3 separate regions of the Homo sapiens genome follow, and all the other regions are linked to region 2. Evidence: chromatin contacts called from ENCODE Hi-C or POLR2A ChIA-PET data. All regions are on one chromosome and are shown on one strand. The core of a region is the stretch at or near the end of the contact, and the rest is flanking DNA. Distances in the headings are between cores, read along the strand shown. Region 1 holds the start of ZNF276 (zinc finger protein 276). Region 2 holds the start of PIEZO1-AS1 (PIEZO1 antisense RNA 1). Region 3 holds the start of SPG7 (SPG7 matrix AAA peptidase subunit, paraplegin).

Evidence for each region. A loop is a pair of places that touch in the nucleus more often than their neighbours do. ChIA-PET counts read pairs that join two places held with the same protein, here RNA polymerase II (POLR2A). Pooled maps may share reads with other maps.
Region 1: a loop to region 2 is called in a map of vagina, with 7 times the contacts of the local background. The contact joins the promoter of ZNF276 here to the promoter of PIEZO1-AS1 in region 2. A Hi-C loop is called at or near these places in 1 of 168 maps with a recorded cell type or tissue (vagina).
Region 3: a pooled map shows a loop between it and region 2 (2.7-fold over the local background). The contact joins the promoter of SPG7 here to the promoter of PIEZO1-AS1 in region 2. A Hi-C loop is called at or near these places in 2 of 50 pooled maps. POLR2A ChIA-PET finds 5 or more read pairs at or near these places in 3 of 52 experiments (GM12878, HepG2 and activated naive CD8-positive, alpha-beta T cell).

The regions. Positions count from the first base shown.
Region 1 is chr16:89,720,287-89,724,265 of GRCh38, forward strand. It overlaps ZNF276 (zinc finger protein 276), which reads left to right and starts at 1,251. Exons shown (of 11, transcript NM_001113525.2): 1 at 1,251-1,559; 2 at 2,245-2,548; 3 at 2,851-2,897; 4 at 2,974-3,423. The coding sequence starts at 1,355. VPS9D1 (VPS9 domain containing 1) reads right to left here and starts at 612. Exons shown (of 15, transcript NM_004913.3): 1 at 477-612. The coding sequence starts at 575. RefSeq lists silencers at 219-1,338, 1,419-1,878.
Region 2 is chr16:88,740,267-88,744,097 of GRCh38, forward strand. PIEZO1-AS1 (PIEZO1 antisense RNA 1) reads left to right here and starts at 2,501. Exons shown (of 3, transcript NR_120387.1): 1 at 2,501-3,224; 2 at 3,326-3,831. PIEZO1 (piezo type mechanosensitive ion channel component 1 (Er blood group)) reads right to left here. Exons shown (of 51, transcript NM_001142864.4): 3 at 2,034-2,156; 4 at 1,787-1,829; 5 at 1,212-1,350. It overlaps HSALR1 (HSP90AB1 associated lncRNA 1), which reads left to right. Exons shown (of 3, transcript NR_103774.1): 3 at 1-1,159. RefSeq lists an enhancer at 3,598-3,831.
Region 3 is chr16:89,505,680-89,509,766 of GRCh38, forward strand. It overlaps SPG7 (SPG7 matrix AAA peptidase subunit, paraplegin), which reads left to right and starts at 2,724. Exons shown (of 17, transcript NM_003119.4): 1 at 2,724-2,921. The coding sequence starts at 2,739. LOC101927863 (a long non-coding RNA gene) reads right to left here and starts at 2,641. Exons shown (of 5, transcript NR_188547.1): 1 at 2,558-2,641; 2 at 280-468. RefSeq lists an enhancer at 169-218 and silencers at 2,038-2,107, 2,228-2,437, 2,508-3,067, 3,098-3,217.

The sequences.
Region 1 (3,979 bases), core at 1-2,500, 980 kb after region 2:
AACGGGCCACACCCCTCCGGCCTGCTTTTCCTTCCTAAGACGACTGCAAACAGCATCACAAATGAGCAGGTATGTGGCCTTCTCTGCATGCCGTCCCCTGTGGCAACCGGATTAAATCTACCATCTCTGCCCAGAAAAATGCACGAACGCACGGACCTGCCCGTCACTCGGATTTTGGAAGGTGGCCTGGCGGACCCTCCTGCTACATCTCCTCTACAGGTGGAGCCCAGGCTGTGATGCACCGGCTCAGCGAGCGGAGTGGAAAGCCAAGGTCCGCAGGATCTGAGCTGTCCAAGGTCACTGCACGCCCGGCTGCGCCCCGCCCCCGTCCTCGCCCGGGAACCGCGGCCCGGGATCCCGGCTGGCGCCCGCTCCCAAGTCTCCAGCCCGAGCCGGCCCCGTCCTCGCCCTCCCCGGGCGGGGGTCCCTCCAGGGGCCACCCTCAGCGGCCAAGCCCCGCCCCCGCCCCGCCTCACCCGGGGCCGGTTGCCGGTGTCCAGCTCGATGGCCCCGTTGGCAAGCTTCATGGCGCTCTGCAGCGGCTTCACCGTGCCGTCCCCGGCCGCAGCGGCCATGGCGCCGAGCGGGGGAGGCGGCGGCGGTAGCCGAGGGGCTGGACGGGCGACCGGAGGCCCGGAACGCAGCCGGCGCTGGTGCTGGAGCCGCCCGAGCAGCGGACCGCAGGAAGGGACGCGGCCGCACTTCCGGCGACGGGCCCCCTCCGCGCGTACTGCGGGCCCCACGGGTGTTAGTGGCGGGGGCGGCAGAGTCCGGGTGGGTTGTCGCGACGGAGCCGGGCCTCTTCGCCGTCTTGAGACGGGGCTGGCGAGAAGGGCCCCTCACGGAGTTGCCATGGGCGTCTAACCGCGGCAGCCAGGCCCCTCTCTACGTGAGACCCCGGCCCCCCTCCCCTTTCTGCAGCCCGCCCGCCACCTGCGCGCCGCGTGGCCTCCGCCGGCGCCTGCCCGCCCCGCGCCTCCGTCTCCCACGGTAAGAGGCGGTGAGGGCCGCGTCGCCTCTCCCTGGAGGACTCGTCGTGAGGTGTCGGCGAGCCCCTCCGCCCACCGCCCCGCCCCAGGCCAGCGCTCCATTGGCGACAGAGGCGGGCACGGCCGCCCTCGGGCCCGAGAGGGGAGCGGTACGAGCGGGGGCGCTGGCACCGCGGGTGGAACCTCGGCCGGCGGGGTCCCGCCCCTGGCCCCTGGCCCGCCCCGCCCGCCTCGCTTTGCTTCTCGCTCCGCCCCTCCCCCGCCCCGCCTCGCTTCCAGCGCGCCGAGCGGAGCCTAACGCCGGGTCCTCTAGGAACCTCGGGCCGGGCAGCACCCGCGGGATTCTGCTGGCGTCCTCCGCTGCCATGAAGCGGGACCGGCTGGGCCGCTTCCTGTCTCCTGGGTCGTCCCGACAGTGCGGGGCCTCGGACGGCGGCGGCGGCGTCAGCCGGACTCGGGGCCGCCCTTCCCTTAGCGGTGGGCCGAGGGTGGACGGGGCGACGGCGCGGCGCGCCTGGGGCCCGGTGGGGTCCTGCGGGGACGCGGGCGAGGACGGCGCGGACGAGGCAGGTGGGTCCGCGGCCCGGGCGTGGCGGGTTGGGGTCGCGGCAGGGGTTGCTCGTGGGAGGAGCCGCACTGACGCCCGGAAGCCGGCGCGGCCTCTCCTCCACCCGGCCAAGGGCGTAGCGGACTCGGGGCTGCGTCGGGATAGGCGCTGGGCGGCCGGCTCGGTTTTCCTCGCGCTCCGTGACGCCGGCGTCGCCGGCCCGGCCTCCCCGGCCGCGGGCTCGGCCAGAAGGGACCCGGCGTGAGGAGCGCTGTCACCGCGGGCAGGTCGCCCTGGGGTGCCCGCGCGTGGGAATCGCCCTCCCCTGCTTCGTGCCCTCGCGGAGCCGGAAAGGAGGCGGCACCTGCAATTGGCAGACAGGAAACCGCGGCGTTTCCTGGAGGGCGCAGCGCCTGCCCCGGGTCTCGCGGTCGCTGGGAGGAGGGTGCAGTTCCAGGTTTCACTCTTGAAGTTGCTTCGCTGGAGAGGCCTTAGAGGCCTTTGAAATTTGAAAGATTTCTTGGACCAGCGGCCACATCCCCCACAGGGCGGCTTGTCCCGCCGAGAGCCGCGCGCCCGAGCCGCTTGCTGTGTCCGGGAGCCGCGCGAAGGGCGCTGCAGGCGCTGCCCTCGGACCTGGAGTCCGGGACGCCCTGTGCTCAGGAGCCTCCTTTGCCAGCTGCTAACACTTCCTGCCGCTCTGTGCAGGAGCAGGCCGGGCTCTCGCCATGGGTCACTGTCGCCTCTGCCACGGGAAGTTTTCCTCGAGAAGCCTGCGCAGCATCTCCGAGAGGGCGCCTGGAGCGAGCATGGAGAGGCCATCCGCAGAGGAGCGCGTGCTCGTACGGGACTTCCAGCGCCTGCTTGGTGTGGCTGTCCGCCAGGACCCCACCTTGTCTCCGTTTGTCTGCAAGAGCTGCCACGCCCAGTTCTACCAGTGCCACAGCCTTCTCAAGTCCTTCCTGCAGAGGGTCAACGCCTCCCCGGCTGGTCGCCGGAAGCCTTGTGCAAAGTACGCCCTAGTCTGTTCAGAGCACGTTCAGGCTGTCAGTACTGCAGTGTGACGGGTGTTGAGAGAGGGACAGGGCGTGCCTCCGCGGGAGCCTCTGGGTGGGGGGAATGGGCCATGCCCGGGTTCAGTGCCAACAGCCCTGGGACTGTTGTGGAGAGATGAACTGGGAGGAGCTGGGGTGAGGGAAGAGAAAGTTGCCTATGGGGACCGCTGAGGTTTGAGATCTCGAGAGGGTCCCGTACGACGAGCGCTGTGAACCTCCGCCTGCTTGTCCTGCTCATGGCCACACTGATCCTTTGCAGGGTCGGTGCCCAGCCCCCAACAGGGGCAGAGGAGGGAGCGTGTCTGGGTGAGTCCTCCCCCGGTGGAGGGTGGGCTGGGTGCCGACCAGCCGTGGATCTGACATCTCTGTTGACTCTCTGCAGTGGATCTGATCACATCCAGCCCCCAGTGCCTGCACGGCTTGGTGGGGTGGGTGCATGGACATGCGGCCAGCTGCGGGGCCCTGCCCCACCTTCAGAGGACACTGTCCTCCGAGTACTGCGGCGTCATCCAGGTCGTGTGGGGCTGCGACCAGGGCCACGACTACACCATGGATACCAGCTCCAGCTGCAAGGCCTTCTTGCTGGACAGTGCGCTGGCAGTCAAGTGGCCATGGGACAAAGAGACGGCGCCACGGCTGCCCCAGCACCGAGGGTGGAACCCTGGGGATGCCCCTCAGACCTCCCAGGGTAGAGGGACAGGGACCCCAGTTGGGGCTGAGACCAAGACCCTGCCCAGCACGGATGTGGCCCAGCCTCCTTCGGACAGCGACGCGGTGGGGCCCAGGTCGGGCTTCCCACCTCAGCCAAGCCTGCCCCTTTGCAGGGCCCCAGGTAGGAGGCACCTCTTGCTGGTGCTAGACCAGGATGTGTGCTCCTCAGTGGGGCAGGGTTTTCAGCAGAAAGTGAATGTCTCCACTGCTCTAGGTGGTGGCTGGGGTGTGGTGTGAGAAGGAGCAGAGCTTGGGGCTTCTGCCTGCGGCTGCTCACCACATCCAGAGAGCAGGGAGGGGCGGCCAGCCTGTCTCCGCCTCTTGCTCCTCTGTGAGCAGGGCTCTGTTCCAGCAGTTTCTGTGGAGACACGCTCATCAGCCGTCGAGTCTTTTTCTAAGCCTGTGCTTGGGGCTGAGGGGACTGAGGAAGAGGGAAGAATAGGGCCTTGTCTGTGGATGTGGGAGAAAAGAATGGCCGTTGCCTCTGCGGCTGCTGCCCTGGGCCAGCTGCAGGTCATTTCCTGGCACTCAGCCAGCCGCCTGGTGACACCCTGGTGTGGGCCAGTGTGGCGCAGCTTTCTCTGCTGACAGGCTGAGGGGAAACACAAGGCCCTTGTTTGGGCCCCAGAACCCATAGCACTGTGGGCTGGTGCAGCTGCTCCTGGATGTTGTTTTAG
Region 2 (3,831 bases), core at 1,251-3,750:
TGCCTGGTGCCCCCAGCTCACTCTGAAGTCTGTCCACGCTGGCCGCCCAGGGCGCAGCTGCACACTCAGGCTCCCATCACACCAAGATGAAGATGACCAGAGTCCAGCCACCCAGCCCCTTCCCAGCAGCCAAACTCTAGGAAGCTCATGCCCCATGCCCCCATCAGCATGGAGGGGCTGACGAGGGAGGGGCGGGTCTCTTGGAGGACAGGCAGCAGCACAGTCCTCATGAGCGCTGGACCCCCTCAAATGCCCGGAAAAGCCACTTGACCTCCAGGTCCCCGTTCCCACTTCTGAAATGCGGGCACCAGCCTTGCCCCATGGGGTGGCGACAGGACAGGCAGGAGGGCAGGCCGCCTCTGCAGGCTGAGCAGGTGTACTCGACCTACCGTGTGGCTTGGGGAACCCCTTTCCCTCTCGGGACTCCTCTAGAAGTTGAGGCCCATGTGCGTGGCGAGCATCAGCTATCTGACGAGTGGGCACTGGGAGGGTGAGGTGGGAGGAGGCTGGGTGCCCGGGGCAGGGAGTTCGTGGGCCAGGACACCCAGGTGGCCATAAATCCTGGCTGAGCCTGGGGATGGCAAGTGTGGGCCCAGGCAGGGACGAGAGGGTCTGAGCAGTCAACGTTGGGTGTCGCAGGCCCCAGCTCATGCCCTGTCCGTGTGAGGGGGCCATAGCTCAGAGATTCCCGGGGCCGGACCTCCAAGTCTTGTAGCAGCTAAAGTTCACTCTGCCTCCCACTCCGAGGACAGAGGCCCTGCTTCAGGCCCGTCGCTCCTGGGGTCCAGGCCCCTGCTGGGGCTCTGGGCCGACAGCCTGTTTGCCTGTAAGTGCATGGGGCCTGCTGGGGCCGCCCCTTCTCAGCCCTTCTGCAGTGGCTCTCCAGCCAGACCCACTGCCCAGCACTGCAGGTTTCCACCACCGCGTGGCCCCAAATAATTCCCCTGTGAAGAGTTCCTAAGGGCACAGATGCCATGTCGGGGCGTGGAGGTTTCTGACTAGAGGCAGAGCCCGAGTAGAAACAGGTCTGAACGGATGGAACTGCAGGCTGGGCCCCGGGGTGGGATTTGGAACTTCCTCCTCTCTTTAACACCAACTTACAACCAAAACGTCTACATCTGTTTTAAAAAGATTAAAATAACCCTCAAAATGGCTGAGACCACAGCTCTCGAATGACCTCCCTGACACACGGGTGACGCAGCTGCCCTCACCAGCTCCCGTGGATGTGGGCTCTGCCGGGTGTTCCTTGCAAGGCGCCCGCAGATGCCGAGGCAGACAGAGGAGACCACCAAGATGCCCAGGTCAGGGGCCACCAGCCGGATGGCGTTGGGGATGTCCTTCAGGTCCAGCCTGCGGAGAGCAGGGAGCAGCCGCGGTCAGACCAAGAGGACAGGTGTGGGTGTGAGTGTGGATGGGTCTCCAGGTGCGGGTGGGAGTGTGGATGGGTCTCCAGGTGCGGGTGGGAGTGTGGATGGGTCTCCAGGTGCGGGTGGGAGTGTGGATGGGTCTCCAGGTGCGGGTGAGAGTGTGGATGGGTCTGCAGGTGCGGGTGGGAGTGTGGATGGGTCTCCAGGTGCGGGTGGGAGTGTGGATGGGTCTCCAGGTGCGGGTGAGAGTGTGGATGGGTCTCCAGGTGTGGGTGGGAGCGTGGATGGGTCTCCAGGTGTGGGTGGGAGTGTGGATGAGTCTCCAGGTCCCCCTCTGTCCCTCCTGGGTCCCCCCACTTCCTGGGGCCTGAAATCCCCAAGGGAGGCTTGCTGGTTGGGGGTGGGAGGAATGGTCTTACCTTGTGACCCCTATGTGTCGCGAGAGGGTCTCCCAGCGGCTGCCTGCAGAGAAAGACGGGGGAACCCAGGTCAGGCTCTGCCCAGCCAGCACCGTGGCCTGGTCATCCCTGGAGCGTTTCACCTGGACCATCCAGGCCAGACATAAATCAGGCTGAGTCAACCCCCCCAGGAGACTCGGGGTCACTGCAGGGCCCTCTCCCTGACCCCCAGGATGGCTATCCCTACCCCGCCCCCTCAGCGACTCACAGCTGGGTCCCAGGAGCTGGTCCAGGCGGGGCACAATATGCAGGCAGATCTGGAGGGCGAGATGGGCCACCAGGAAGAGCAGGCTGAGGCCCAGCAATGCCCGCAGGAGGCGGCCTGTGTGACCTGCGGCAGAGCGAGTGGGTGAGGCTGGTCCCGGGGACGGGGAGGGGCCGCAGCCCAGGCCGCTCAGCCGGACAATAGCCCCCAGCCCGGCCAGAGCCCAGAGGCCTGAGATGCAAACCCGCCATGGACTCAGGACCCCATCAGGCAGGCCGGCCAGCCCCACTCCCCACGCCTCCCGAGGGTCACTCTTGTCACAAGGAGCCGGGCATCCTCCTGGGGGTGGCAGCAGGATGGGCCTGGGGCCCACAGGCAGGAAAAGGCCTCCCAGGCTCAGAGGAAACCACCTGGGGTGTGCTCCCTCATCCAGCAAATACCTGTCACCGTTCAGTTGTGGAAGCAGAGGAAATAGACACAAGGAGAGGCAAGAAGCTCCACCTCACCCCAGTGGGGGCTGCAGGTGGATGGAGACCAGAGCATGCGGAGCGCCCCTGAGCAGCCGTGGCTGGGGTGGGAGCAGGGCCATGATGGCTCTGGAGAAAAGTGGGGCAGGCAGCTGCCTCCCTGGGGCTGAGGGGCTGCAAGGAGAAGTTGCATCCCGATGCATGGCCTATGCATGGTACCCAGTCCCCATGGCCACCCTGGCATTTCAGGCACCTGCTGTGCACCAGGTCAGGCCCCAGACCGGCATCCTCTCTCTCTCTGTGCACCCACACCTGGCAGGAAGCGGCAGCACCATCTGGTTGCCTGGCAGCCTTGTCCTGCTCCCAGCTGCCTGTGGCCCCACTGGACTCAGCCCCCCAGCAGGGAGGCCTTCGGCTGCAGGGCAGGGGCTGGGCGGGCGCACCCTGTGGCTGGGGGCACTCAGGAGCCCTGGCTTCACCTCTGCTCTCGGCGCACATGTGGACAGCTCACCCTTCAGCAGGGGTCCGGACCAAAGTCCTTGACCCACCGGGTTCTGAGTCCTGACAGGGCTGTGGACAGCTTCCCTTTCCACCCCGGCACGTGCTGGCAGGAGCTTCCGGGCCCTCACCCTGGGGCAGCAACTCCTGCACCACCAGCCACGCCCGGCCACGAGAAAGTGCAGAACAGCTCAGGCCCTTCTCACAACTTCCTGGAGCTCAGGGACAGGTAGCATCTGGGTCTGGGTCCAAGGTGGTGAATGTCACCACCACATCTGCCCTCTCTCGGCCTCGGGGCGCAAACTCAGGGCCTGTGTCCACTCTGTTCAGTTTTTTGAGCACAAATGGTGTTAGGTGACAGACTCGGGATTGGCCTTGGACACTCAGCCCCCTCTTTCTGGAGCAAAGACTCATGACCCACGTCCAAGTCACCCTGCACATCCCTAAGCCTGACCGTGAAGCAGCCCTCACGGATGCCCAGGACTCCCTGTCCGCACCACCAGGCAGCCGAGGCAGGTTTGGACCAGCTTCTCACACTCACACCTTCCTAGGGTTGCCCCAGGCCCTGACCTGCTGACCCTGCAGCTATGACCTCTGACCTGTGGAGGATGGGAGGGGTGAGCAGCAGGGAGAGTGGGAAGGAGGAATGGAAAACCGTCCAGGAAGGGAGGCTGCAGCCCCGACACGAACAGGAGCCACCACCAGGGGGTGCTGTGCAGGGCTCCCGGAGGACAGGACCTTCCAGGGCCTCCCTGCCCCGAACCCATAGGTGCCAGGCTTCTCACTGCTCACGACCTCCGTGCCGGGCTCATACCTGCCGCGCCAGCCCCTCTTCA
Region 3 (4,087 bases), core at 1,474-3,973, 770 kb after region 2:
AGCAGTTAGGCAGTGCAGGAAGAACACACAGGCGGAGAAGGGAAAGCGAACGTCCTGCTCTGCTGCAGGCTATGAGGGCAAAGGCAGACCCGGGAGCCCACTGTCCTACAGATCCTTCTTCTTGAATCCAAATCATGCAGCAAAATAAAAACAAAACCCCCAAACCATGGGGCACCCGAATCCTTAAACAAAACCCCTACTGCTTGAGGCTACGTGAGCCTCTGCTGCTGCCGCCACTACAGCAGGGGCTGAAGCTGAGAGCTGAGAGTCACGGTTCACCTGTAGGGCCTGGGATGCAGCCAGCCTTCAAAGCACGGTTGTTAGAGATGAGTTTGAATAAATGCATAAATACTCTGTTCCCATATCCTCATTTCCCATGACGTCCCAGTAATAACTCTGGATGCCAAGGCTTCCTGGCTCGTCAGTTGCCCTCACACACATTTATTGCATTTTATCTTCATAACCACCCTGTGGGAAACCCAAGGCTGATATTAGCCTTGCTTTGCAGATAATTATCATCCCCATTTTACCGCTGAGAAGATTGAGGCTTGAGGAAGCTAATAACTTGCTTAAGGTCATAGGCCAGAGGAGACAGAACCCAGTGTTCTTTCCCCAGAGGAGGCCTCTTGCCAACACCCCACACTGCTTCTGATGAATTGCCAGGAAACAATTTTAACTTATCTCAAACAATATTAATAGGACTACACTTAAACTCCTCCCAAACACATCCAAATGTGTGCCCTCACCCTCTCTCCAGCCTTGTCCCGTGACCAACCCAACCAAACTTCCGAAAGGGTTTTTTGTGTTCTAGGAAGTGACCGAGCCCCACAACCCTTTATGCCTGTGCGTTCAGAGGATTTGTGACCTTTTTTTTTTTTTTTGAGATGGAGTCTCGCTCTGTCGCCCAGGCTGGAGTGCAGTGGCGGGATCTCGGCTCACTGCAAGCTCCGCCTCCCGGGTTCACGCCATTCTCCTGCCTCAGCCTCCCGAGTAGCTGGGACTACAGGCGCCCGCCACAGCGCCCGGCTAATTTTTCGTATTTTTAGTAGAGACGGGGTTTCGCCGTGTTAGCCAGGATGGTCTCGATCTCCTGACCTCGTGGTCCGCCCGCCTTGGCCTCCCAAAGTGCTGGGATGAAGGGCAGGGAGAGGGAGGGGGAGGGCACCGCGCCCGGCCCACCTGGTGTCTTTCAATCAGGGAAAGAAAAAATAGTGGAGGAGGAAACGGCAAGGTTGGATTCACTGCGAAGGCTGACTGTACAATAAGAAGCAAAAGGAAAAGCGGTTCAGTTGTGAAAATCAGTGTCAGCCCTGGGTGTAGGGGAAGGTCCTCTCCACAAACCAACAGAACACCTCCCCAGCCCCGAGCACCTCTGCCGAGGCACCCGGCCCACTGGAGGGCTGAGGGCGGATAACCACGATAACTGAAAACACTTTCCTGAGCGTCTCGGGGCTGAGGAAGAGGGAGGATTACACGCAGCCCACTGGCTTTGCAACCTCGTCTGTAGTGGTGGAGTGAGTGCAGGTCCAGAAACAAACCAGACCGGCCTTGAAATTCTGCCCTAACTTCAGAGCTGTAATCCTAGGCAGGTTACTTTTAATACTTCTGAATCTTTCTTTACATGTAAAATAGAGGTATTGTATTCGCTGCACAGGGTTGTGAATATTACATGGGTGTTCGACACGGAGCTAGGCACTCGGTGATGTTGGCTGTCGTCACTGGCATTCACTGTTACGAATTTGCGGAGTACAGAAAAGCATAAAAATAAATAGGTCACCCTCATCCTACCTCTGTGACAGACCATCTAGTCTTTGCTTTTCCTACTCAACAAGCTTTCCAGCTCTTGGCGTCAGCTCTAGACCTAAGGCGGACGGAGGAAGGGGTCGGGGTGGCGGAGGACCCCGCGCGCCTGGGAGCCCACGAGGGACCCTGCCCGGGCCCGGAGGGCGGACCCTGAAGAGAACAGAGCCTCTTCCTAAGCTTCCAGACGGCGCCTCCCCGCTTCCTACGATGGGCTCGCGCAGCGGCCGGGGCAGGACCGAGGCTCGAAGCGCCTCCGAGGTGAGCCAGTCCGAAGGCACAGGACGGAGCGCTCCGAAGTCAGAGGTGTGCGGGACGAGCTCTGCAGACGCCTGCCAGGCCGCGCCGCACTGCGCGCTCCCTCCCTCACGACCCTCCTCCTCCGGGGCTGCCCTCCCTGCGGCGGCTGCAACTTCAGTCCTCGTCCTCGGGCGGCTCAAGACGCAGGAAAACCGCCCCCTTCCTGCGCTCCTCACACCCGAAGGGGCCCTCCCGACCCGAGGCCTCCGGCGCCGCCCTCCTGAGCGCGGGCCTCTACTCGCAGGCGGGATTCCGGCCCGCACCATCCGCCCTCGCCTGTGACCGAACCCTGCGGGTGACGCAGGCTGCCCGGGCGTGAGGCCCCTCGGCGCGGGCGGAGCACGACCACGCAGCCACGACCCGGCCGGTTATTCACCCGCCAGGCCCTGGGAATACAAGGCCGGCTTCAAAAAAACCAGGGCACCCGCGACCTCCTCGCAGACGCGCGCCCCCATACCCGGGCCTCAGGCAGCCACGAGGTAGACGGGCTCAGGCTCGGGGGTGCGGCAAGCGGCACCCGGGCGCGGCGGGGCGCAGCTGTGGGGACCGCGCAGGCGCCACGTCAGACCCCGCCCACCCCGCCGCGCAGGCGCCGTGTAGCGCCCCGCGGATCACGCAGGCGCGGCTTTCAGGCCAACATGGCCGTGCTGCTGCTGCTGCTCCGTGCCCTCCGCCGGGGTCCAGGCCCGGGTCCTCGGCCGCTGTGGGGCCCAGGCCCGGCCTGGAGTCCAGGGTTCCCCGCCAGGCCCGGGAGGGGGCGGCCGTACATGGCCAGCAGGCCTCCGGGGGACCTCGCCGAGGCTGGAGGCCGAGCTCTGCAGGTAAATCCCCGCGGAGTCCGGGCCCCACCTCCCGCCCGGCTCTGCTCTGTAAGGCCCAGCCCGGCGGGGCGGGTCGGAGGCCGCCTGGCCCCTGCGGCGGGGGAGCCTGCGCCTGTGGGCCCGCGGATCCCCCAGCTGTGGACCTCGGCGCGGAGCGACTGTTGGGGCCCTGGATCGTGGGCGCTGGGCGGGCCGGGAAGAGGCAGGGCTGGGATCCGCGCAGTCCTCGGCGTGGACTTTCCCAACCCGTCTGTTGTGTGTGGATGTTCTCCGCCCGTCTTCCTCGCCTTTTAAAGTGGAATCCAGTAACGGTTTCCGGCGTAGCACTAATTTACAGTCCACGCCTGTGGATCGATTCCGTCACCAGGAATTCCAGCGCCTTCCAGTTAGGGTGGTTATTGCCGAGTAGGGGGCCCAGAACGTTTCTGTGTCCGCAAAATACCCTGTAGCTGCATTTTGCTGTTGTCATGTAGCTCGGCACGTTATTGATACAGTCATTGAGCACCCCCTGTAGTGCGGCCTTGTTTCAGGTTCTGCTAAGGATAGGATAGCATCTCCTCCCGAAAACCAGACCTTGTGTCCTTCAGCTTTTGGGCTGATGTTTTTTTCTCCTAGCCCTCGCCTAGGAGCTTAGCCCACACCTTTTAGGTTGTTGTTTTTTCGGTTATTTTTGAGACAGAGATCTCGCTCTGTCGCCCAGGCTGGAGTGCAATGGTCTTGGCTCACTGCAACCTCCGCCTCCCGGGTTCAAGCGATTCTCCTGCCTCAGCCTCCTGAGTAGCTGGGATTACGGGTGCGCGCCACCACACCCAGCTAATTTTTGTATTTTTAGTAGAGACGGGGTTTCACCATGTTGGCCAGGATGGTCTCCATCTCTTGACCTTGTGATCCGCCTGCCTCGGCCTCCCAAAGTGCTGGGATTACAGGGCGTGAGCCACCGCGCCCGGCCATAAAACATATTTAAATGGGAAAATGTTTATCTTGAAAGGAGAACTCTGAAAGTATATACTTGTTAACTGGTTTGGTACCTGGAAATGTTCTACAAGGAGCCACTCTCTGGTGACAGCAGGAGCCCCGTGTCTGGGCAGCCACTGTGGCCTTTGGAGAGCTGGGCTGCTCCCTTTCTCCTGCAGAAGCTTCAGGCCATGGGATAGCAGCCAATGTAC